Linked DNA regions of Homo sapiens: region 2 is linked to region 1. Evidence: read pairs that join two places in POLR2A ChIA-PET (ENCODE). Cell type or tissue: PC-9. All regions are shown on one strand. Each heading gives the region's core, and the rest is flanking DNA. Links, peaks and the distances in the headings are about the cores only.

What was found. ChIA-PET counts read pairs that join two places held together with the same protein. Peaks named below come from ENCODE experiments on the same cell type or tissue, not always from the same donor. Only the 100,000 strongest peaks of a DNase experiment are listed, where the experiment ranks them.
Region 2: POLR2A ChIA-PET joins it to region 1 with 10 read pairs; 2 of 35 experiments call an interaction of 5 or more read pairs at or near these places.

What each region holds. Positions count from the first base shown.
Region 1 is chr2:61,596,225-61,609,068 of GRCh38, reverse strand. It overlaps the pseudogene RNU6-1145P. Among named protein-coding and RNA genes, the nearest start is that of XPO1, 64 kb to the right of the region's middle. RefSeq lists enhancers at 10,676-11,241, 11,806-12,370. In PC-9, for the core only: no CTCF peak of the experiment used is centred there; a DNase peak (open chromatin) is centred at 10,288; H3K27ac peaks cover 1,106 bases.
Region 2 is chr2:61,131,060-61,143,903 of GRCh38, reverse strand. It overlaps C2orf74-DT (C2orf74 divergent transcript), which reads left to right. Exons shown (of 2, transcript NR_036496.1): 2 at 1-2,312. It overlaps LOC105374759 (a long non-coding RNA gene), which reads left to right and starts at 3,720. Exons shown (of 3, transcript XR_940137.1): 1 at 3,720-3,757; 2 at 7,929-8,041. It also overlaps a transcript of SANBR not described here. In PC-9, for the core only: a CTCF peak has its summit at 8,211; no DNase peak of the experiment used is centred there.

The DNA of each region.
Region 1 (12,844 bases), core at 3,203-11,202:
TGGACAACATGGCGAAACCCTATCTCTATTAAAAATGCAAAAATTAGCTGGGCATGGTGGCATGCCCCTGTGATCCCAGCTACTTGGGAGGCTGAGGTGGGAGAATTGCTTGAGGCTACAGTGAAACTACATCTCAAAAAAAAAAAAAAAAGACGATGAGGTTTCGCCCTGTTGGCAAGGCTGTTCTCGAATTCCTGGTCTCAAGTGATCTGCCCACCTCGGCCTCCCAAAGTGCTAGGATTACAGGTGTGAGCTACCATGCCTGGCCAAATCTAAATTTCTTTCTTTCTTTTTTTTTTTTTTTTTTTTAGACGGAGTCTTGCTCTGTCACCCAGGCTGGAGTGCAGTGGCGTGATCTCGGCTCACTGCAACCTCCGCCTCCCAGGTTCATTATTTTTAGAATAAACTAAAAAGTTATCTCTCATCCATGTCTTCAATCACCAATAACTCATCACCAATAACTAGTCTTTATTACTTATTCTTATGTAACTTTCCAGAGTTTCTTTATGCCTGTGCTTATCAGCAAATACATATTTTTTTATTTTTTATTTTATGTTTGTTTAGAGATAGGGTCTTGCTCTGTCATCCAGGCTGAAGTGCAATGGGGCAATCATAGCTCATTGAAACCTTGAACTTCTGGGCTCAAGCAATCCTGCCTTAGCCTAGGAGTACAGGCACGCACCACCACGCCTGGCTAATTTTTTTTTTGTTTGTTTCTTTGTTTAGAGATGGAGATCTCCCTATGTTAGGCTGAATTTTATTTTTTTTAAATCCCCACATAAGGACACGTTTAGGATCTGCCTTTTTTTTTTTTTTTTTTTTTGAGACGGAATCTGGCTCTGTCACCCAGGTTAGAGCGCAGTGGTGCAATCTCAGCTCACTGCAACTTCTGCCTCCCTGGTTCAAGCGATTCTCCTGCCTCAGCCTCCCAAGTAGCTGGAGTTACAGGTGTGCACCACCAGGCCTGGCTAATTTTTGTATTTTTAGTAGAGACAGGGGTTTCACCATGTTGGCCAGGCTGGTCTCAAACTCCTGACCTCAAGTAATCCGCCTGCCTCAGCCTCCCAAAGTGCTAGGATTACAGGCATGAACCACCGCGCCCAGCCTAATTTTCTTTTTTTCAATAGAGACAGCATCTCATCATGTGGGCCAGGTTGGTCTTGAACTCTTGCCTCAAGCATTCCTCCCATCTCTGCCCCACAAAGTGCTAGGATTACAGGTATGAGCCATCTCGCCCAGGCTGCTTCTATTTTTTCAGGCTAAATAACATTCCATTGCATGTATATACCACATTTTGTTTATCCATTCATCCACAGATGGACATTTTGGTTTGCTTCCATTTCTTTCTTGACTATTGTGAATAGTCAAGAACTTGACAACTCTATGAGGTTAGGTAAAAACTAAACCTGAGAGAATTAAAGTAATACCCAAGAGTACACACAGCTGGTCATCATCAGATCTAGGATTAGATTCCAGAAGCTGTGTCTCTTCTTCTCTGCTATATCACCTCCTAGTTATCACAGGTGCTCTACTTTTCAATACTATCTACATGAGGGGCCGTCTCTCATATGATGTTAGTAAACAGATAAATAGGTACAGTCACCATGGAGGGCAATTTGGCATTGTTTGTCAAAATGATATATGTACATTTGCAATAATAGTGCACTTAATACTAACTGTACGTGTAAAAAAAGTTAAGATAGTAAATTTTATGATATGTGTTTTTTTACCACAATGTAAAACAAATCATTTTTTAAATGACATATAGACATACCCTTTGACTCAACATTGTAACTAGATATTTATCCTATTCATATATACATATGTGGAAAATTATGTGTCTTCAAGAATATTAATAGCAATCTTTTTTGTATTAACAAAAGGTTAGACTCACATGTCCATCAGAAGGAGGCCCGTGAAATAAATTATGCTCCACTGTACAATGGAATACTAGTCAGTCCTTTAAAAGGAAGATATTTATACTGACAGGGAAAATTGCCATGATACATTGGAAAGTGTAAAAGGCAAGCAACTGTGTAAAAAACAGGTGGGAGGTAGGGGGTAAGAGGAGAGGGAAAGAAAAAAATATATATTTGCTTGTATATTGATAGGCTATCTCTGAAAAGAAACCCAAGAAATTCATAACATTAGGCTGGGCTCAGTGGCTCACACCTTTAATCCCAGCAAAAACTTTGGAAGGCTAAGGCAGAAGGATTGCTTGGGCCCAGGAATTTGGGGCTATGCTCTATGACCATGCCTGTGAATAGCCACTGCATTCCAGCCTGGGCAACACAGTGAAACCCTGTCTCTAAAAAACAAACAAAAAGCGGTTAGGGGCCTTATTTTAACCTTCCAAATGCTTGAAGTCATTTGTGACCACCACCCGCTCCCCCGCCACCCCCCCGGCTCCCAGCCTTCCCTTTTACCAGTGGAATAACCCCAACCTTTAACCTTCTCTCATATACCAATATAGCACCTGTTCAATCATTCTGGCTTCTCTGAGCTCTCCAAATCTTTCTTAAAATGTAGATTTACAATTGGTTCATGATATTTTAGTAAGGATTAGACATATCAAATATTGTGGAAGGATTATTGATTGACTATGTTTACACATGTCCTCCCATTAACACTTTCTCATGTTAGCTTTTCCAAGACTTCTTTTTTTTTTTTTTTTCTGAGACAAGGTCTCACTCTGTCACCCAGGCTGGAGTGCAGTGGCATGATCTCAGCTCACTGCAACCTCCGCCTCCTCAAGATCAAGTGATCCTCCCACTTCAGCTTCCCAAGTATTTGGGAATACAGGCACACACCACTACACCCGGCTAATTTTTTGTATTTTTATTAGAGACGGGGTTTTGCCATGTTGCCCGGCTGTTCTTGAACTCCTGGGCTCAAGTCATCTACCTGCCTTGGCCCCACAAAGTGATAGGATTACAGGCATATGCCACCATGCCTGGCCAATATCTCTGTTCTGAACCATCTTTCTGGGAACAAAATCATGTGGCTGATGTCAATTAAGGTGTGGCCCACATCCCAGAGTTAATATGGTTTGTTTGTTTTAATTTTTTTTTTTTTTAGATGGAGTCTCCTTCTGTTGCCCAGGCTGGAGTGCAGTGGTGTGATCCTCCTGCTTCAGCCTCCCAAGTAGCTGGGATTACAGGCACCCACCACCACGACTGGCTAATTTTTTTTTTTTTTTTTTGTATTTTTAGTAAAGATGGGGTTTCACCATGTTGGCCAGGCTAGTCTTGAACTCCTGGCCTCAAGTGATCTGCCCATCTTGGCCTTCAAAAGTGTTAGGATTATAGGCATGAGCCACCGCGCCCAGCCGGTTGTTTTTAATTGGAAAAATATGGAATGCTTCATGAATTTGCATGTCATCCTTGTGCAGGGGCCATGCTAATCTTCTTTGTATCGTTCCAATTTTAGTATATGTGCTGCCAAAGCAAGCACCAGAGCTGATGTTTTTTACGTCAAAAAGAGATCCATGGATTGCAAACCCACCCATCTGTGGCATGGGGAATGATGCCAGAATACCCTCCTTTAACAGAACCCAAAGGCAAAGAGGTGAGAGAGGAACGGTGGCCCCACGTCACTGGGGAATGACACAGACCAATTTAGTCAATTCAGCAGAATATTCAGTCAATCCATATATCTGATACACTAATTATCTGCAATGCATACTAAACACCATATCTAAGACCAGAGTTTTCACACTACAGTACTTCTTAACTAAAAAGGGGTTTTCTCTGCCAGTCTATTAATTTACTGAGAGTTCAAGACTTTAGTTAAAGATAAGGGATGGAGGCAACCCAATCCATCAGCAGCCAATCAAGAGACATTTTTCTGAGAACAAAGGTGAAAGAAGGTCAATGGAGGAGCTGGTACCCAATTCCAGATTCTAGAGGTCACAACCACTTTCAATCGTTTCCTCCCAGAAGTCTTTGCTTTCTAACCCCTGGATGGCCTTGTTGTTTTACCAACAGATAGAAACCTAGGTGGATTGAATTAATTTTGCTAGCATCAATCCATCAATCACAGGCTTGTTAAATATTAATGCATCAGGCCAAAATGACCTCAGGTTCTCCAAGAGGTATCCAGGTAACATAATTCAACTGCATTAGCAACTAGAGCTAACCTAAATACACACACACACACACACACACACACACACACACACACACAGAGAGAGAGAGAGAGAGAGAGAGAGAGAGAGAGAGCTACATTGCCAGAGAATTGTGTTAGGGCAATAAGATTATTTTATCCTATTTTTCAAAATACTGCTTTTGAAATTTTTTAAATGGGATTTTAGTAAATATAGATCACCTCTAAGTATTGTGTGATTAATTTGTATCTTAAAACTCCACGAAGAAGAAACAACTATTCTATAAGGGAGATTTTTTTTATTTCAGTGCATCAATGTAACATGTAGCCATTAAGATATGAGTAGACTGGTGAGTAACCCAGAAAATATTCAGGATATATTGTAAAATGAAAAAACAATGGGTACCATACAATGCCATTAAATACATAATATTTTCTTCTTTTTTTTTTCCAAGATGAAATTTCGCTCCTGTCACCCAGGCTGGAGTGCAATGGCTCAATCTCAGCTCACTGCTACCTCCACCTCCCAGGTTCAAGTGATTCTCCTGCCTCAGCCTCCCCAGTAGCTGTGGTTACAGGCGCTTGCCACCATGCCCAGCTAATTTTTGTATGTTTAGTAGAGACAGAGTTTCACTATGTTGGCCAGGCTGGTCTCAAACTCCTTTCCTCAGGTGATTTACCCACCTTAGCCTCCCAAAGTTGCTGGGATTACAGGCATGAGCCACTGCACCCAGCCTAAGAAAAAATTTGTTGTTTACCTAGAATTAAAATATAACCAAGTGTCTTGTATTTTAGGCAACCCTATATGTGCAGATTCTCAGCTGTCTTTCATTCTAAGAAAATACCAAAATCCACCTTCATTCCCACCTCCATCTATTCATCACTCAGATACCCAGAAGGTATCTATCATGCCTGCCATACCATATCTCCTGTTGCCCTTGACAGCCCTGTTTGGGCCTGGCATGATCTGGCCTCCTTTTCTCCCCACCACCTTCACAGCTGACTGGAGGCTGGCCTAGGGGATTACTAGAACCTCCATCTCAGAACTCAGCGCCTATTCACTAGTCAGCCAAATTCCGGCTGAAACTGAGTTGCAGCAGTGTCAGTGCAATAGGAGACCCCTGGTCGTAGGAGATTTGGCACCCATCACCCTTGGTTACCCTCCAGAAGTGTCAAATGCAGCCTCTGCCTAACAGTGCCAGTGCTCCTCCCCATAGCCTTGATGCTCACAGCCCCCTGGGAAAGGAACCTAGTCCCGGGCTCACTGCCATTGTCAGTGAGGTGGGGAATGTGTAATCTCTCAGGAAGAACTGGAGCATGGTAGATATTCCTGGAACACTGAGGTTCATCTTGATTATATATAACTGTACTATACTTGTTTTCCACATCTGTCTCTCCTAGACTATATATTCCTTGACAGCAAGAGCTATAACTTATGTCCACATGCTGAGAATGAGCACAAAGCCTGGGTAGTTTTACCACTAATGAATGAATGAACCAACAAACAAAATGGCCTACAATAAGGGATAACTAAGCAAACTGTGGTGCCTCAGATCTGTGGGACAGTACATATCTATTTTTTTTAAGTACATGTATTATCTTAATACATAGAAATTTTGGTCGGGCACGGTGGCTTATGCCTGTAATCCCAACACTTTGGGAGGCAGAGGTGGTGGATCACCTGAGGTCAGGAGTTCGAGACCAGCCTGGCCAACATGGTGAAATCCTGTCTCTACTAATAATACAAAAATTAGCTGACCGGGTGCGGTGGCTCACGCCTGTAATCCCAGCACTTTGGGAGGCCGAGGCAGATCAGGAGGTCAAGAGATCGAGACCATCCTGCCCAAAACCCCGTCTCTACTAAAAATACAAAAATTAGCTGGGTGTGGTGGTGTGCCCTGTAGTCCCAGATACTCGGGAGGCTGAGGCAGGAGAATCACTTGAACCCGGGAGGCAGAGGTTGCAGTAAGCCAAGATCGTGCCACTGCACTCCAGCCTGGTTAAAGAGTGAGACTCTGTCTCAAAAAAAAAAAAAAAAAAATTGGCCAGATGCGGTGGCTCACGCCTGTAATCCCAGCACTTTGAGAGGCTGAGGCAGGCAAATCACGAGGTCAGGAGATCGAGACCATCCTGGCTAACACGATGAAACCCCGTCTCTACTAAAAATACAAAAAAAAATTAGCTGGGCATGGTGGCGGGTGCCTGTAGTCCCAGCTACTTGGGAGGCTAAGGCAGGAGAATGGCGTGAACCCGGGAGAAGGAGCTTGCAGTGAGCTGAGATCATGCCACAGCACTCCAGCCTGGGTGACAGAGCGAGACTCTGTCTCAAAAAAAAAAAAAAAAAAAAAAAAAATTAGCTAGGTGTGGTGGCACATGCCTATAATCCCAGCTACTCGGGAGGCTGAGGCAGGAGAATCACTTAAACCTGGGAGGTAGAGGTTGCAGTGAGCCGAGATTGCACCATTGCACTCCAACCTGGGCAACAAGAGCGAAACTCTGTCTCCAAAAAATAAATAAATAAATAACGAGTAAATAAAATAAAATCTATGGTCAGACCACAGTCAAGACTGGCAGAAAATTTGGAGTCATAAATAATTTAGAGACTAGTACTCGGCACAAGATTTTTCTACAAATTTGCTCAATTTCAAAATAAATATTTGTATGCAGCTAAGAATCCAGAGGGACTTTAGCCTCTGAAGCACTGGAATAAGTAAACCTGCAGGCCTCAGAATTTGAGCTCCTTTTAAAATTGGCTCAGCACAGGTCATCAGGACCTCCTGAGACTATGTCACGGTGCATCCTTAACCTTTAAATTAAAAAAAAAATTCTGGGTGTGGTGGCTCACATCTGTAATCCCAGCATTTTGGGAGGCCGAGGTGGGTGGATCACCTGAGGTCAGGAGTTCGAGACCAGCCTGGCCAACATGGCAAAATCCTGTCTCTACTAAAAATACGAAAATTAGCCAGACATGGTAGTGCACTTCAGTAGTCCCAGCTACTCGGGAGGCTGAGGCAGGGGAATGGCTTGAACCTGGGAGGCAGCGGTTGTAGTGAGCTGAGATCATGCCATCGCACTCCAGCCTGGGTGGCAAAGTGAGACTCTGTCTCAAAAAATAAATAAATAATAAAAATAAATTTGCTCAAGCTAAAAGATTTTCCTTTTCAGAGGGCACTGTTTACTCTCATGCTCTTCATACTCTAATGTGACAGAAATCCTATCTATTCAACACAAATTGAGAGGAACATCTAGCCATGACATGGTTTGAGCAATAAAGACCAAAAGCATGTCCTTCATTCTCCCAGATAATCCCTGTTGTCTTTTTGCATTTCATGTTTGAATTCAGACTGTATTTAAGTGCTAGCCTAGTTCACAGAACCCACAGATCTAGGTGAATATCTCCCCAAACTTTTCATCGTGATCCTTCCCTAAAACCTTTGTTAGCTCCTGGTTGCCCAATCCAAATTCCTCAACCATCACATTCCCACAGAAGATAATTTCAATCTGCCCTTTCAATCTTTTATTAATCTCTTCTGCCTTAACTGCATTTGCCTCTGGTGTTTTACTCGTATAAATGCCTAATTTAAGTCCTCCTTCCCTTGCAATCTTCTCAGGTCCTCCCTATCAGAAGACTTTGAGAGCTCTCCTTCAAATTTTTCTGAATAGCTTTTACTCTGCACTTTTTTTGGCCCTTATTATTTTTCTGGCTTGTATTGTTAACATCCTTTACATGTGTTCATCTGGCATTTGGTATTTGCAAGTAGAAAATGTCATCGCTGAAGGTGGAACGAACCAGCTAGCTGATCTTCACAAGATGGGTCAATGTACCACCAGGTAGGGTCAGAAATTCAATTTGGTACATTCCCATTACCTGAGTGGCATCTTAAAATTTCCAGAAATGACACCATGCTCAGACTTAAGGGACTGAATCATGTTAACCAAAACCTCCCAAGGATGATTTACAAACCAGAATGTGTTCTTATTTTGCAGTGGGAGTGGCCATTTATATACGCTACTATCCTTCTAATGAAAACCAAATTACGGATAAAGACATTTCTAGTGAGCAGAGACAAGAAGATAGAAAGGAATTGGCTCCATAACCATGTGCTCATGATCTATTGCTGCTGTAACAAATTACTATAACCTTAGTGGCTAACAACGAACAAATTTACTTTTTTTTCTTCTTGTTTTCCTCAGACCTCGCAAGCCTGGGTAAATTTACTCTTTTACAGCCATGTAGGTTAGAAGTCTGATTTTATTCTCACTGGACTAAAATCAAGATGTTGGTAGGGTTGTGTTCCTTTCTGGAGGCTCTCAGCTTCTTTCATTTCCCAGCTTCTCAGGCCCTCACACTCCCTAGCTCATGGCCTCTTCCCCTATCTTCAAAGCCAGCCTTGAGTCCTTCTTATTATATATCACATCTGTCCGATCTCCACTTTTCCTTAATTCATCTGCTTTTAAAAACCCTTGTTATGGCCAGGTGCGGTGGCTCACACCTGCAATCCCAGCATTTTGGGAGGCCGAGGCGGGTGGATTACTTGAGTTCAGGAGTTCAAGACCATCCTGGCCAACATGGTGAAACCACGTCTCTACTAAAAATACAAAAATTAGCTGGGTGTGGTGGCACACGCCTGTAGTCCCAGCTACTTGGGAGGCTGAGGTAGGAGAATTGCTTGAACCCGGGAGGCAGAGGTTTCAGTGAGCCAAGATCATGCCACTGAACTCCAGCCTGGGCGACAGAACAAGACCCTGTCTTAAAACAAACAGACAAACAAAACCCTTGTTATTAAATTATTCTTATTGGAATGATATAGGATAACCCCCTACCCATCTTGAATTCATATATATATGTGTGTGTGTATATATATATAGATAGATAGATAGATAGATAGATATACATATATATGAATCCACACATATATGAATCATATATATATGAATACACACACACACACTTGCCTTTATTTATTAATTTTAATTTTTTTTTTTTTAGAGACAGTCTCATTACGTTGCCCAGGCCAGTCTCAAACTCCTGGCCTCAAGGGATCCTTCTGCTTCAACCTCCCAAGTAGCTGGAACTACAGGCTTAAGCCACTGCTCTTACTTATTATTTTGCTTTGTTTTTGTTTCTTGAGACGGAGTCTCACTTTGTTACCCAGACTGGCATGCAATGGCACGATCTCAGCCCACTGCAACCTCCACCTCCTGGGTTCAAGCAATTCTCATGCCTCAGCCTCCCGAGTAGGTGGGATTACAGGTGCGCATCACTGCACCCAGCTAACTTTTTTGTATTTTTAGTAGAGTCGGGGTTTCACCATGTTGGCCAGGCTGGTCTTGAACTCCTGACGTCAGATGATCCACTCACCTCTGCCTCCCAAAGCGCTGGGATTATGGGCATAAGCTACCGTACCTAGCCTGTTTTTGTTTGTATATACATTTTGCAGGGGAGGGGGAGGGGGCGGAAAGGCAGAGTCTGGCTCTGTTGTCTAGGCTGGAGTGTAATGGCATCATCATAGTTCACTGCAACCTCGATTTCCTGGGCTCTCAAGCATTCCTTCCTCCTCAACCTTCAGAATAGCTGGGACTACAGGCACACATCAACACACTCAGCTAATTTTAAAAATGTTTAGTAGAGACAAGATTTCACTATGTTGCCCAGACTGGTCTTGAACTTCCTGAGCTCAAGTGATCCTGCCCACTCAGCCTCCCAAAGTGCTGGGATGAGCCACCACACCCGGCCGTTAATATTTATTTTTGTTGTATGTATTTATGATGTACAACATGATGTTTCAATATACATATACATAATAAAGTGATAACAATAGTCAAGCTGATGAACATATTCGTCATCTCACATACTTACCTTTTTTTTTGTGGTAAGGTCACCTAAAATCTATTGCTTACCAGCCTTCCAGTATACAATATTATTTATTACAGTCTTCATGCTGTATATTAGATCTCTAGATTTATCATCCCACATAACTGTAGCTTTGTACCCTTTGAACTATATCTCCCCATTAAGACCATGAAGGTTCTTAATGCCATCTGTAAAGTCTCTTTACCATTGTTAGATATGAGTTCTAAATTTCTCTTCAAAGAATTAATATGTCAGTATGTTCAATTCTTTGCCTTCTACTTTTAAACTTAACTTCCTTGTGAAGCAACCTTTTTCGATTACCTGCTCCACCCTGACTCTTCTGATTACCTGCTCCGCCCTGACTCATTCTCCACCCTGACTCATTCTCCACCCTGACTCATTCCAATTTCCTGCTCTGCCATAACAATTTTTCCCACCAAACCACTCAACCTGTCACTCTCTTTAAATTAGCCAATCGGAATTAGTTTAGCCTGTGCAGTCTAACCCTGGCGAATAGGGGAATGACGCAGCAGCAGGGGCCACATGCGTCAGGGATAAGAACCCCTTCCCCTCCCTTGTCCAAGTGTGCACTCACCATTGCTCCATCTGTAAGGGCGCACCCTTCTATAGAAGTACATTGCCTTGCTAAGAATTAAAAATAAAATTTTATATTCGAGTGCTATTTCTTTTGTGGCACCGAAACTTTATTTATAACACCATGTAAAGCAGCATATCTACAGATTCTAGGAACATCTTTGGGAGGCCATTATTCTGCCTACTACAATCAAATTTCCAAAAAGATATTCATAGGAAGCTAATATATTGAGTATGAATATTAGCACATATGTAAAATAAGAAAATATTACTTTTATTCCCAAATTTGGGCTTCCATTCAACTAAAGTGATAGGAATGTAATAATCAATCACTGTTGAGGGCAGCCTATGTGGTACCTGGGATACCAGAAGAGCTCACATTTCTAGCCTGTAATGCCCAAAAATCCCGGCCTTAGGCCATGTGGTCCCCTACCATGCAATAGTACTCTATTCCATGGGGTGTGGGCATTTTTGCCCAAGCAGAACACCTTGAGGTCCTAAACACCAGCATCCACTCTAAAGTCTTTACCCCTCCCTGGGTCCCCAAAATAGTAATAAAGTTCATGAGACTCCAGGACCCTTCCTTGTCTTCCCCACTCCCACTTCATTCCTCTCCCAGGCAGATAGCTCTCTCTTTCTTCCCTCCCTTTCTCCACTGGTTTTAACACTTTTACAAAAGACCGGAAGAGCGTTTGGCTTTAAGCGGCTATTGGCTTTCCCTCTTGCAAAATTCCTAGGAAGGGAATTACAAAAGACCTAGACACAAAGGACCTGTGTAGAGTGGGGCGAGCGGGGTTGTGTGGGGGCTGAGAAATACTGTAGTGAGCAAAACACACTGCTACAATTAATAAATTAACATCACAAAAAACTGTCCTGTCACATAAATATAGCCTACTATTTTATCTTTTTCTACCAGGATCTATTTTTGTTTTTTTAATTTTTAGTAGAGACAAGATTTCGCCATGTTGGCCAACATGGTCTCAAACTCCTGGCCTCAAGTCATCCACCTGCCTTAGCCTCCCAAAGTACTGAGATTACAGGTGTGAGCTACCAGACCCAGCCATGATCTATTTCCATTTCGATGACTTCTTTCCTCTTCTGTACAAATAGAACTGGTAAATTCTGACTCTTTCGTAGTCTTTTCTTTTTTTTAAGGTTCTTTATAAACCTTGAAACTTCTGTTTGCATTTGTCATATACCTGTGGATTTTTTTTTTTTTTCCTTTTGTGGGGGTTGGGGAGTGGCGGATAAAGCAGGCTCTCCATTTATTGCCCAGGCTAGAGTGCAGTGGCTCACTGCAGCCTCAGACCTCCTGGGCTTAAGCCATTTGCTTGCCTCAGCCTCCCAAAGTGCTGGGATTATAGGTGTCAGCCACCATGCCCAGCCCTTGTGAATGTTTCTAATACTAAGTTTTATCTATACTAGCTAATTTAACCTGTCTGCTCGCTTAAGAGATTTGTGGACACACCTTAATCTATTAGTGAGATATTTACAAAATAATAGATTAGGCTAGGATGGATTCTTTCTGTCTGAAGATAACAAATCTATATTTGTGTATGTGTATGTATGTTTGGTGCTCTTATTTTTATTATTATTTTTTATCGTTTTTTGAGGCAGCGTGTCCCTCTGTCGCCCAAGCTGGAGTCAATGGCGTGATCTCTGCTCGCTGCAACCTCTGCCTCCCAAGCTCAAGTGATTCTCATGCCTCAGCCTCCCACGTAGCTGGGATCACAAGCATGCACCACCAGGCCTGGCTAATTTTTTGTATTTTTAGCAGAGACAGTGTTTCACCATGTTGGCCAGCCTGGTATTGAGCTCCTGGCCTCAGGTGATCTGCCTGCCTTGGCCTCTAAAAGTGCTGGAATTACAGGTATGAACCACCGTTCCCGGCCCTTTGTGCACTTATTTTTAGTTATTATTTTTATTATTATTATTGTGGCAAAATGTACATAAAATACAGATTACCATTTTAAAGTGTACAGCTCAGTGGCTTTAAATACAATGTTGTCCAACCATCACTATCTAGTTCCAGAAATTTTTTTATCACCCCAACTGGAATCCTGGTACTCATTTTTTTTGTTGCTTATTTTTATTTATTTATTTATTTATTTTATTTTATTTTTTTTTTTTTTGAGACGGAGTCTCGCTCGCTCTGTCACCCAGGCTGGAGTGCAGTGGCATGATCTAGGCTCACTGCAAGATCTGCCTCCCGGGTTCATGACATTTTCCTCCCTCAGCCTCCAGAATAGCTGGGACTACAGGTGCCCGCCACCAAGCCTGGCTAATTTTTTG
Region 2 (12,844 bases), core at 1,713-9,712, 460 kb after region 1:
TAAACCACCTGTCATTCTTGGAGAAAAGGATGCTGCGGCTTTCCCGATTTGGTTGATGAGATGGAAAATCAACCCTTACAGGAAGGACATCACCAATTCCGGAAAGGATGCTGCGCCAGTCATGTTTCCGCACTCTGTGAGACGTTGAAATCTCCAGAAGTTGCCCAAGGTTTTCAAGCTGAACACAGGAGAAATGACTCTGGATCTCTGAGGACTGTTTTCCTCAATAAGGAGCTGCAATCTTGGCTCCACCACCCTCCCTCCAAAACATCTCGTGTGTCTGGTATCTGGTTATATTGTGGCCTGACAGAGAAGTTTCTTTCGGGGCCAGTGAATTAAAAAAAAAAAAAAAAAGAAAAGCGGGTCCTACCAACTCATTAATACTTTAATACTTTAAATTTCCCTCTTTATAGTAGGTTGAAATGTCAGTATCTCTTAAGAACAATGGCTGAACCAAATGTTTCCTCAAAACTCACATTTTTTCCCACCATTTCAGAAGCTGCCTCAGGACTAAGCTTTGATTTTTTTTTTTTTTTTTAATCTGGCCCAAATTCCTATCTAAGGGGCCTGGGGAGTCATGCCCAACAAACCATAAATTCTCATCAGATGAGTTTTATTTAACCCTATATATGGTGACTTGCTTTCCAGTCTGACTCTGGCATGACATGTGACAAAGAAGAAAGTCAAAATATTTTACCCCAAAACATGTTTCTTTGCCATATTTTGAAATGGTCCTGCAAAGCTGTGCTTTGTGGGGGAAAATATGCATCTGTAAAGAATCTCTATTAACACAGCTAGATCTTTTTCTTCCAGGCCCTCCCAATCCTGAAGAGACTGAGAGTCTAGCATTGTTTTAAAGGTCTGAATAGGAAACATTTGTCATCTATCATCTCTAAGGGTAGCCATTATAAGACTTCAAAAGAACCTTTTGAAGTATTATAATCTTTTATCTTAACCTGAACATGTGCTTCCTATTGATCCCAGGTCTTCAGACAATTGTGAACTCAACCATTTGTCAATTAGAAAATGTTTAAATTGGCTGGGCACAGTGTCTCATGCCTCTAATCCCAGCACTTTGGAAGACCAAGGCGGGCAGATTGCCTGACCTCAGGAGTTCGAGACCAGCCTGGGCAACATGGTGAAACCCCGTCTCTACTAAAATACAAAAATTTAGCCGGGCGTAGTGGCATGCACCTGTAGTCCCAGCTACTTGGGAAGCTGAGGAAGGAGAATTGCTTGAACCCGGCGGGCAGAGGTTGCAGTAAGCAGAGATCGTGCCACTGCACTCCAGCTTGGGCAACAAAGTGAGACTCCATCACAGAAAAAAAAAAGAAAATGTTTACCTTTACCTATAGCCTGGAAATCCCTGCTTTGAGTTGCTCCATCTTTCTGAACCAAACCAATGTTATTTCTTAAACGTATTTCATTGATGTCTCATGCCTCCCTAAAATGTATAAAACCAAGCTGTGCCCCGAACACCTTGGGCACATGTTCTCAGGACCTCCTGAGGGCCGTGTCACGGGTCATAATCACTCATATTTGGCTCAGAATAAATCTCTTCAAACATTTTACAGAGTTGACTCTTAGTCAACATGTCCATACCTGATGAGATGCTTCATCAAAATTCTAGTGGACTGGCTAGTTCAGAAAATGGACCAGCCAGGTTTGCTTAAATGCACCCCTGCACAACTATCTCACTCCTGCTTGGAGCCGGCTAGATCAGGAGACCTGTCCCTAAACTAATGTACTCCATGTCTTAAGTCTTTTTGTTTTGTTTTGTTTTTGTTTTTGACAGAGTCTCAGTCTGTCACCCAGGCTGGAGTGCAGTGGCGTGATCTTGGCTCGCTGCAACCTCCGCCTCCCAGGTTCAAGAGATTCTCCTGTCTCAGCCTCCCAAGTAGCTGGGACAACAGGTGTGCACCACCATGCCCTGCTAATTTTTGTGTTTTAAGTAGAGATGGGGTCTCACCCTGTTGGCCAGGCTGGTCTCAAATTCCTGACCTCAGGTGATCCACCCACCTCGGCCTCCCAAAGTGCTGTAATTACAGGCATGAGCCACCGCACCCAGCCCATGTGTCTTGGTCTTTTTTACTAATATTGATTATAAAATGGATGAAACTTTGGATAAAATTTCTGCGTTAGAATTTCTTTTTATATCTGTCCTAAAGCTTGTAACTACTTGCTCATGATTTTTTGTGTATGTTTAGCAATGTGCATGTCATTGATGGCCTTTGTAAAGTATGTTCAATTGAGTTGTGGAGACAGAGGTGCAATTGGAGTAGGTTGTAAGAATAAAAAGGAGTAGGCAAAAAGGCACGGGTATACCAGTGGACTTCAAAGGGTACTCAGACTTTGTTCTTAAGGGATCAATTCCCAGATCTTCAGTTTCATATAAACTCTTTCCTAAAATTGACTTGCCTAAAAGCATGTTAGTGTTGTGGGCACAGCTTCTCTTTTCTTATTTCTGCTTTTACAGTCATCCTTTTTCCAAAAGGAAGGTATACATATCCTCCTTGTCTAACAATGGCACATTGCCCCAGGGTGTAAAAGAGGCCAGGGGTGACAAGCAGAGACACAATTCAAAGCATTTGTATTAAGAGAGCAGTAACTCCAATGCATTATTTTGCAAGTCACATTTTTTTGTTTTTGTTTGTTTTGAGACAGGATCTCACTCTGTTGCCCAGCCTGGAGTGCAGTGGTACGATCTCTGCTCATTGCAGCCTTGACCTCCCTGTTTCAAGGGATCCTTCTGCCTCAGCCCCCTAAGTAGCTGAAACTACAGGCATACAACACCACGCCTGGCTAATTTTTGTATTTTTTGTAGAGATGGGATTTTGCCATGTTGCCTAGGCTGGTCTTGAACTCCTGAGTTAAGCTATCTGCCCACCTCGGCCTCCCAAGGTGCTGGGATTACAGGCATGAGCCACCACACCTGGTTTTAATCTATAATTTCAAAGTTAAAATTTTTTTAAGTCAAAACTATGTAAAAAGTTATGCTTAGAAAAGTCTAGCTTCCTCAGCTCTATCCCTTCCACCTATTCCTTCCTCTGTCCCCCAGAGATAACCTAGTTCATTATTTTTGGTACATCTCTGTTTCTTTTTCTTTTTTTTTTTTTTAGATGCAGTCTCACTCTGTCGCCTGGGCTGGAGTGCAGTGGAGCAATCTCAGCTTACTGCAACCTCCGCCTCCCAGGTTCAAGCAATTCTCCTGCCTCAACTTCCTGAGTAGCTGGGATTACAGTCACCCACCACTATGCCCAGCTAATTTTTTGTATTGTTAGTAGAGACGGGGTTTCACCATGTTGGCCAGGCTGGTCTCGAACTCCTGACCTCGTGATTCGTCCACCTCGGCCTCCCAAAATGCTGGGATTACAGGCGTGAGCCATCATGCCCAGCTACATCTCTGTTTCTTTTTGCAAAAATAAATACATATATTTGTTTTTGGACTAATGTAAACATACTGTTAACTGAAATAGTAAATGGACTGTACTGTTAAAGAGAATCTATTAGAGTCTTGTTTGTATTTCTTGAACAAAATTATCTTGCTCTATATAGTTCTTTCTTTCCATATCAATTCACAGAAATCATCATTGTCCTTGCTCTGTTTTTTTTTTTTTTTTTTTGAGGGTCTTGTTCTGTCACCCAGGTTGAGTGGCATGATCTCACCTCACTACAGCCTCAACCTCCTGGGCTCAAGCAGTCCTCCCACCTCAGCCTCCTAAGTAGCTGGGACCACAGGATGTGCCACCATACCCAGGTAATTTTATTTTTTGTAGAGATGACATCTCACTATGTTGCCCAGGCTGGTCTTGAACTCCTGGGCTCAAGCTTTCCTCCCACCTCAGCCTCCCAAAGTGCTGGCATGACAGGAGTGAGCCACTGTGCAAAGCCTGTCCTTGTTTTTTTAATAGCTGTGCAATACTCCAGAGTGCTGATGTCCTATTATTCAACCCAGTCTCTTGCTGATGGACATTTGAGTTGTTTCCACATTATTGCTATTGTGTATAAATAACTCTACAATGAGTAGTCTTATGCTTGTATTGTTTTATATTTGTCAAGTTGTATCTTCATAGTAAATTCCTAGAAGTTGCATTACTGGGCCAAAAGATAAATAATATATGAGCATTAGGCTGGGCGCGGTGGCTCACGCCTGTAATCCCAGCACTTTGGGAGGTCGAGGCGGGTGGATCACGAGGTCAGGAGATCGAGACCATCCTGGCTAACACGGTGAAACCCCGTCTCTACTAAAAATACAAAATATTAGCTGGGCGTGGTGGCGGGTGCCTGTAGTCCCAGCTACTCAGGAGGCTGAGGCAGGAGAATGGCGTGAACCCAGGAGGCGGAGCTTGCGGTGATCCAAGATCGCACCACTGCACTCCAGCCTGGGTGACAGAGCGAGACTCCATCTCAAAAAAAAAAAGGGCAAAAGGGCTAGCTGTGGTGGCTCACACCTGTAATCCCAATACTTTTGAGTGGCTGAGGTGAGCTGATCACTTGAGCCCAGGAGTTTGAGACCAGCCTGGACAACATTGCAAAACCTTGTCTCTACAAAAAAATAAAAAATAAAAAATAGAAAAAAATAATCAGCTGAATGTGGTGGTGTGCACCTGTAGTCCCAACTATTTGGGAGGCTGAGGTGGGAGGATCACCTGAGCCAGATAAGATCAAGGCTGCAGTAAGCCATGATCACATCACTGCACTCCAGCCTGGGCGACAGAGTACGACTCTGTCAAAAACGAAAGAAAAGGAAAGGGAAAAGGAAAGGAAGGGAAAGGAAAGGGAAAGAAAGAGAGGAAAGAAGAAAAGAAAGAAAAAGAGAGAAAGAAAAAAGAGAAGGAAGGGAGGGAGGAGGGAGGGAAGGAGGAAGGAAGGAACGAAGGAAGGAAGGAAGGAGAGAAGGAAGGAAGGAGGGAGAGAAAGAGAAAGAAAAAGGAAGGAAGGAAAGAAGGAAAGAAGGAAAAGGGCTCCATGCAGCATTTACCTAGCTTGCCTTTCCATCTTTTGCCCTGTGAGGACACAGCAGGAAGGCCCTCACCAGACCAAATGCCAGTTACTTGAGCTTAGACTTCCCAGCCTCCAGAGCTGTGAGAAATACATTTCTGTTCTTTATAAGTTACCCACTCTGGGGTATTCTGTTATAGCAGCATAAATGGACTAAGACAATGGGCAAAGGATATAAGCAGGTAATTTTCAAAAAAGAAAACATAAGTGACCAACAAACTTAATGAATGTATGTTCAACCTCATAAATAATCAGGACATATAAATAAAAATAAAGAGACTATTTCATACTCACTGCACTAGAAAAAGTATTGTTTATCAGTACCTGCAGTCATCATTCACAGACATTCAGATCCTAAAGGTAGGAGTGGGAACTCTTTGAAGTTAGATGTGGTCACAAGACTTGTTAAAACAAGTGTGAGCCAACTAATTGTGAGCAGAATTGATATCGTCACTTGTGTGCAGAAATTGGGAAGAGCCAAATTTGAGCCCTTTAGTCAGTTTTTTCCCCTACTTCATTGAAGCAGGTGTCAGGATGGAAGCTCCATCAGCCCTGGTCCCTGAGTGACTATGATAACAAAACTTCATGAAGAAGAAATAGACCGTTGAATTAAGACACTGAGATTTTTGTGATTGTGTTACTGTAGCATAATTTAGTTATTCTGACTGATATAACCCCGATTTTTGGTGAGGAAACAGAACAACTGGGACTTTCATATGCTGCTTGTGAGCCTAAGCTGGTACAACGCCGGAGAAAACTTTTTGCAAATGTTTAGTCAAGTTCACAATGTGTATACCCATGTAGGCACAAGAAAAATGAGTGAAAGTTTTTGCTACAACATTAAAGAAAAAACTGAAAATAACCTCAATGTCCATAGACAAGAAATATATATTAGTAGATTAATAGAATACATTACTACTGAGTAGCTAAAATAAACTTAAGCTACCTGAATCAAAATATATAATTCTCAAACAGAGTCTAAAAAATTGCATGAGGATATGTATAGTATGAGGTCACTATATAAAGTAAACATAGCATATTATGCTGTAGCTACATAAAATATGTAGTAAAAGTATAACAACATGCATGGGCATAATAAGCATCAAATTCAGAGAAATGTTCACTTCTGGGAAAAGAAGAGGATGCAGGATCCTCGGTGATAGGGTATTTGGAATGTTTTATGTCTTATTTCAAAACATCAAATGCTACTATGTAAAAATGCTGGGTGGTGGGTACCTGGATATTTGTTGTATTATCCTCTGTACTTTTCTGTCTACTTGAAATACTGAATAATAATTAAAAAGAAAATACAAGCAAGCAAAAAGAAAAAAAAATATCTATAAGGCTTCCTCTCCTGCTCCAACTCTGAAATCACCTTAATTAATATATCGATGTAAATCTGTCCAATGTTCTTCCATATCTTTGTGTCTCTGCCTCACCTGGATAGGAAGAAAAAGGGTGGTAGTTCTTCAGATAACTACAGTAAAGACAGTGTGCAGAGTTTAGCAGGCTATGTACTCTATACCTTAATTTACATATTTAGGAGATGTCGTTTTGCCAACTTAAAAATATTTACTAAAAGGAGAAACATTTCATTATTATTATTATTATTATTATTTAGACAGGGTCTCGTTCTGTTGCCCAGACTGGAGACTGGAATACAGTGGCATGATTATCACTCACTACAGCCTTGACCTCTTGGGCTTAAGTGAGCCTCCCACCTCAGCCTCCTGAGTAGCTGGGACTACAGGCATACACCACCATGCCCCGCTAATTTTTTTTTTGTAGAAATGGAGTCTCACTATGTTTTCCTAGGCTTGTCTCACATTCTCAAGCGATCTTCCTACCTTGGTCTCCCAAAGTGTTGGGATTACAGGTGTGAGCCTCATTATTATTATTATTATTATTATCGTTGTTGTTGTTGTTGTTGTTTTGGAGACAGTCTCATTCTGTCGCACAGGCTGGAGTGCAGTGGCGTGATCTCGGCTCACTGCAACCTTCGCCTCCCAAGTTCAAGCAATTCTCTGCCTCAGCCTCCCAAGTAGCTGGGATTACAGGCACCTGCCATCACGCCTGGCTAATTTTTTTTATTTTTAGTAGGTGCAGGGTTTCACCATCTTGGCCAGGCTGGTCTTGAACTCCTGACCTCGTGATCCACCCACCTCGGCCTCCCAAAGTGCTGGGATTACAGGCATGAGCCCCCACGCCCAGCCTAGCCTCAGTATTCTTTAAGAGTTTGCATCAGTTTGCTTGCCATCATCTTTTTTTTTTTTTGAGACATAGTCTCGCTCTGTCGCCCAGGCTGGAGTGCAGTGGCACCATCTCGGCTCACTGCAACCTCTGCCTCCCGGGTTCAAGTGATTCTCCTGCCTCAGACTCCTGAGTAGCTGGGATTACAGGCGCATGCCACCATGCCCAGCTAATTTTTGTATTTTTAGTAGAGACAGGGTTTCACCATGTTAGGCTGGTCTTGAACTCCTGACCTCGTGGTCCACCCACCTCGGCCTCCCAAACTGCTAGGATTACAGGCGTGAGCCACTGCGCTTGGCTGCCATCACTTATATTGATTTGTTTAGATTCTTTTTTCTTTTTTTTTTTTTCAGACGAGTCTCGCTCTGTTGCCCAGGCTGGAGTACAGTGGTGCGATCTTGGCTCACTGCAACCTCCACCTTCCAGGTTCAAGTGATTCTCCTGCCATAGTCTCCCGAGTAGCTGGGACTACAGGCATGTGCCACCATGCCCAGCTAATTTTTGTAGTTTTGGTAGAGACAGGTTTCACCATGTTGGCCAGGCTGGTCTCGAACTCCTGACCTCAGGTGATCCGCCCGCCTCGGCCTCCCAGAGTGCTGGGATTACAGGCCTGAGGCAATGCGCCCAACCTTGATTTTTTTAGACTCTTTAAACTTTTTTCCTTTCTCAATTTTCAGAACTATAAGAGACTTCTAAATGCTTAGAGAACCTGTGTTATTAATATACAAAAGCATGACTCTGAAAACAGGCAATTCTGGCACTGAAGAGCATCAGATTTAAACTCCATCTTGTAAGTGGTTTTCTTTGTTCTTTTTCTGCTTTCTTTCCCTTTTCATATTTGCTTTCTATAATTCCCTACGTATTTTAGCTATAATTTCTCTTATCAGCTATTTCCCAGTATTCTGTTTCCTTCTACAAATGATATACACGTGGGCTGAGGCAGGCCAAACTTAGAGCTTAATGTGGTTTTCCTGCACTTTTAGCACCACCTAATGATAGTGCTCTGGTATAAAGAATCTATGCTTTCCTGATTTTTTTATGCTCCTGAACACATTTCTAGCTGTGGCTTACAGTGTTGGTCTTTTAACGATTATCATGTCACATAACAGTATAGTTTTCAACCTGTCTGCACAACAGAGTCACCTGGTTACCTCTAAAAAATGCTGTCATTAGGCCCAAATCCAGAGCCACTGTCAGAGAGGCATTAACTCTTATTCATTGGACAAAACTAGATGTCATTTAAAAGTACTCAGTTCCATCACTTACTGGGAAGAGTCAGCTTTCTTCCCTTGGTATATAACTACATATACTTATGGTATTATATGACTAATCATGGCTAAAAATGAATACACTTGAGAGATCCCTTCAAGTACTTGTTCGTGATATATACTAATTCTGACAGTTGCCTACATTTCTTTCTCTTAATTTTTTTAAATTTGGGCAAATATATTAGACACATAAAAGTGCCATGATTAAAACAACCAACAGTTATATCTGCCATTCAAAAATGAACTAAAGTCTGCAACCTCCGCCTTCCCGAGTTCAGGAGATTTTCGTGCTTCAGCTTCCTGAGTAGCTGGGATTACAGGCGCGTGCCACCACACCTAGCTAATTTTTGTATTTTTAGTAGAGACGGAGTTTCACCATGTTGGCCAGGCTGGTCTCGAACTCCTGACCTCAGGTGATCTGCCCACCTTCTCGGCCTCCCAAAGTGCTGGGATTACAGGTGTGAGCCACCACTCCCAGCCAAAAAAATATTTATTTTTGAGTCTCGCTCTGTTGCAAGGCTGGAGTGCAGTGGCGCGATCTCAGCTCACTGCAACCTCCACCTCCCAGGTTCAAGCAATTCTCCTGCCTCAGCCTCCCAAGTAGCTGGGACTACAGGCATGTGCCACCACACCACCAGCTAATTTTTGTATTTTTAGTAGAGACGGGGGTTTCACCATGTTGGCCAGGATGGTCTCAATCCTGACGTTGTGATCCGCCCACCTTGGCCTCCCAAAATGCTGGGACTACAGGCGTGAGCCACCGTGCCTGGCCAACAATATATTTCTAATATTTCTAATAGAGCAGAAGAGCTGGTCACAGAAACAAGACCAATAACAACAAAACAATGAGAACATGAGACTGCTAAAGTGTGCCAATGTTGTGAGCACAATACCACACAGAAAGAAGAGGTCAGCAGCTTCATGAAAGAGGAGATTTGAGCAGGGCCTTGAACAAGGGAACAATTTCAATAGGCAGCAAACAAAAGGCAACCATCTAGGTGGGGGAATAACGTGAGCCAAGCCAAAAATGGGAATAAGCACAATACAGTTATTTCTAAAAGTCTTTCATGTGGTCTACTAATAATAGCTAACATTTTTGAGCACTTACGATATGTCAAGCAGTATTCCAAGTCCTTTCATGTATTAATTCGTTTAACACAGCAACACTGTCATCAAGAGCACACTGCTCAAACCACTTTTTCTGTTGCTCTTAGACACAGTGCCGTCTCTGGGTCTCAGTTTGTCTGTCTGTAAAAAAGCAGATAATAACACTACCCTATGCATGATGGATATACACACCCAGGCAAACACAAGAAGAGATTAAACAAAATGATGTAGCTGTTAGGATAAATTGGTGAGATTGTGGGTTATATTTCTATTACCCAAATGCAATTTGATGCAATACTGGCCTTTTTGAAACAGTTTTCTTGCAATATAATCCACATATCATACAATTCGCCCATTTAAATGGTACAATCCAGTGGTTTTAAGTATACTCTCAGACTTATGCAACCATTACCACAATCAGTTTTGAACATTTTCATCACCTCAAAGAGAAACTCTGTAACCTTTAGCTATCATCCCAGGTGCCCATATCATTCTTCTCTCTCCTTCCCTAAGCAACCACTAATCTTGTCTGTCTCTATATATTTGACCATTCTGGACATTTTATAAAAATGGAATCATATGTGACTTTTTGTGATTGTCTTCTTTCACATAGCATGTTTTCAAGGTTTATCCGTGTTGTAGCACATATCTACTTCATTCCTTTTTAAAATTTTTATTAATTTTTTTTGTAGAGATAGGGTCTCGGTATGTTGCCCAGGCCGGTCTTGAACTCCTGGGCTCAAGCAATCCTCCTTCCTTGGCCTCCCAAAGTGCTGGGATTACAGGCATGAGCCACCATGACCAGCCTTCATTTTTTATTGAAAGTGAAATTCACATAAGAAAATTAACAAAAGTGTACAATTTAATGACATTTAGTGCATTCACAATGTTGTGCAACCATCACCTTCATCAAGCTCCAAAACATTTTCATTACCCCAAACAAAAACCACACATCCATTATGCACACATCCATTATGCAGTCACATTTTCTTCTCTCCAGTCCTGAAGAATTTTTTTTTTTGAGACAGAGTCTTGCTCTGTTGCCCAGGCTGGAGTGCAGTGCAGTAACGTGTTCTCAGCTCACTGCAACCTCCACCTCCTAGGTTCAAGCGATTCTTGTGCCTCAGCCTCCCAAGTAGCTGGGATTACAGGAATGCACCACCATGCCCGGCTAATTTTTGTACTTTTAGTAGAGACTGGTTTTCATCATGTTGACCAGGCTGGTCTTGACCTCCCGACCTCAAGTGATCCACCCGCCTTGGCCTCCCAAAGTGCTGGGATTACAGGCATGAGCCACTGCACCTGGCCAGTCCCTAACAATTTATAATTTGCTTTCTGTTGCTATGGATTTACCCATTCTGGATATTTTATATAAATAGAGTCATGCAGCGTGTGATCTTTTGTGTCTGGCTTCTTTCACTTAGCAAAATATTTACAAGGTTCATCCTTTTTGTGACTGATTAATATTCCACGGTATAGACATACGACATTTTCTTTCTCCATTTATCAGTCAATAGACATTTGGGTTGTTTCCACATTTTGGCTATTGTGAATAGTGTTGCTATGAACATTTGTGTACAAGTATTGGTTTGAGTACCTGTTTTCAATTCTTTTGCGTATATATCTGGGTCATATGGTAACTCTATATGTTTAACTTTTTGAAGAGCTGACAGGTGGCTTTTCAAAGTGGCTGCATTATTTTACATTCCCATCAGCAGTGTAGAGGGTTCCAATTTCTCCACATCCTTGGCAACATTTGTTGTTATGTAGCTTTTTGCTTATAGCCATTCTACTGAGCGTTAAAGTGATATCTCACTGTGGTTTTGATTTGCATTTCCCTGATGGCCAATGATGTTGAGCAACTTTTCATGCGCTTACTGACCATTTGTATATCTTCTTTGGAAAAATGTCTATTCAAGTCTTTCACCATTTTAAAAATTGGGTTATTTTTCTTTTAAATGTTGAGTTGTAGGCATTCTTTATACATTCTGGATACACGTTTCCTTATCAGATACATACTTTGTAAACATTTTCTCACATTCTGTAAGCTATCTTTTCACTTTCTTGATGTTCTTTGAAGCATAAAAGTTTTTAATTTTGGTGTCCAATTTATTTATTTGTTTGCTTGTTGCTTGTGCTTTTATTGTCTTATCTAAGAATCCTTGCCAAATCCAAGGTCACGAAGATTTACCCCTATGCTTTCTTGTAAGAGTTTTACAGTTTTGACTCTTACATTTAGGTCTTTGATCCATTTTGCATCAATTTTTACATATGGTGTGATGTAAGGATCCAACTTGATTATTTTGCATTAGCCTGTCTAGCTATCCTAGTGCCATTTGTAGAAAAGACTATTCTTTTTCACCCTTGATGAAAATCAGTTGACCATAGAAATGTGGGTTTATTTCTGGACTCCCAATCCTGTTCCATTGATCTGTATGTCTATCCTTATACCAGTACTGCACTGTCTTGACTATTGTAGCTTTGTAGTAAGATTGGAAATGGGAAAGTGTAAATCTTCTAACTTTGTTGTCTTCCAAAATTGTTTTGGCTATTCTGAATCCCTTGAGTTTTCACATAAATTTTAGAATCAGCTTGTTAATTTCTACAAGGAAGAGAGTCTCTCACAAGTCTCTCTGCTAGAGACTGTGGTGAATCTGTAGATTAAGTTGAGGAATACTCCCATCTTAATAACATTAAGTCTTATGATCCATGAACATAGAATGTCTTTCCATTTATTTAGATGTTAATTTCTTTCAACAATATTTTATTTGAATGTTTTCAGAATGTTTTCTGTTTCTTTTGTTAAATTTATCATTAGGCCTTTAATTTTTTGATGTTAAAAGTTGTTTTCTTAATTTCAATTTTAGATTTTTCATTGCTACTATATAGAAATAAGTTGATTTCTTCATATTGATCCTATATCCTGAAGTATTGCTGAACTCAATTATCTGTCCTAATTTTTTTTAGTGATTTCATAGAATTTCCTGCATACAGGATCAGGTCATCTCTAAATAGATACAGTTTTACTTCTTTTCCAATTTAGATGCATTTTATGTCATTTTTTGGGCCCAACTGCTCTGGCTAGATCCTCCAGTACAATGTTGAATAGAAATGTTGAGAATGGGCTTGTCTTGTTCCTGATCTTAGTGGGAAAGTATCCAGTTCTTCACCATTAAGTGTAATGTTAGCTGTGGGGTTTTTGTAGATGTCCTTTATCA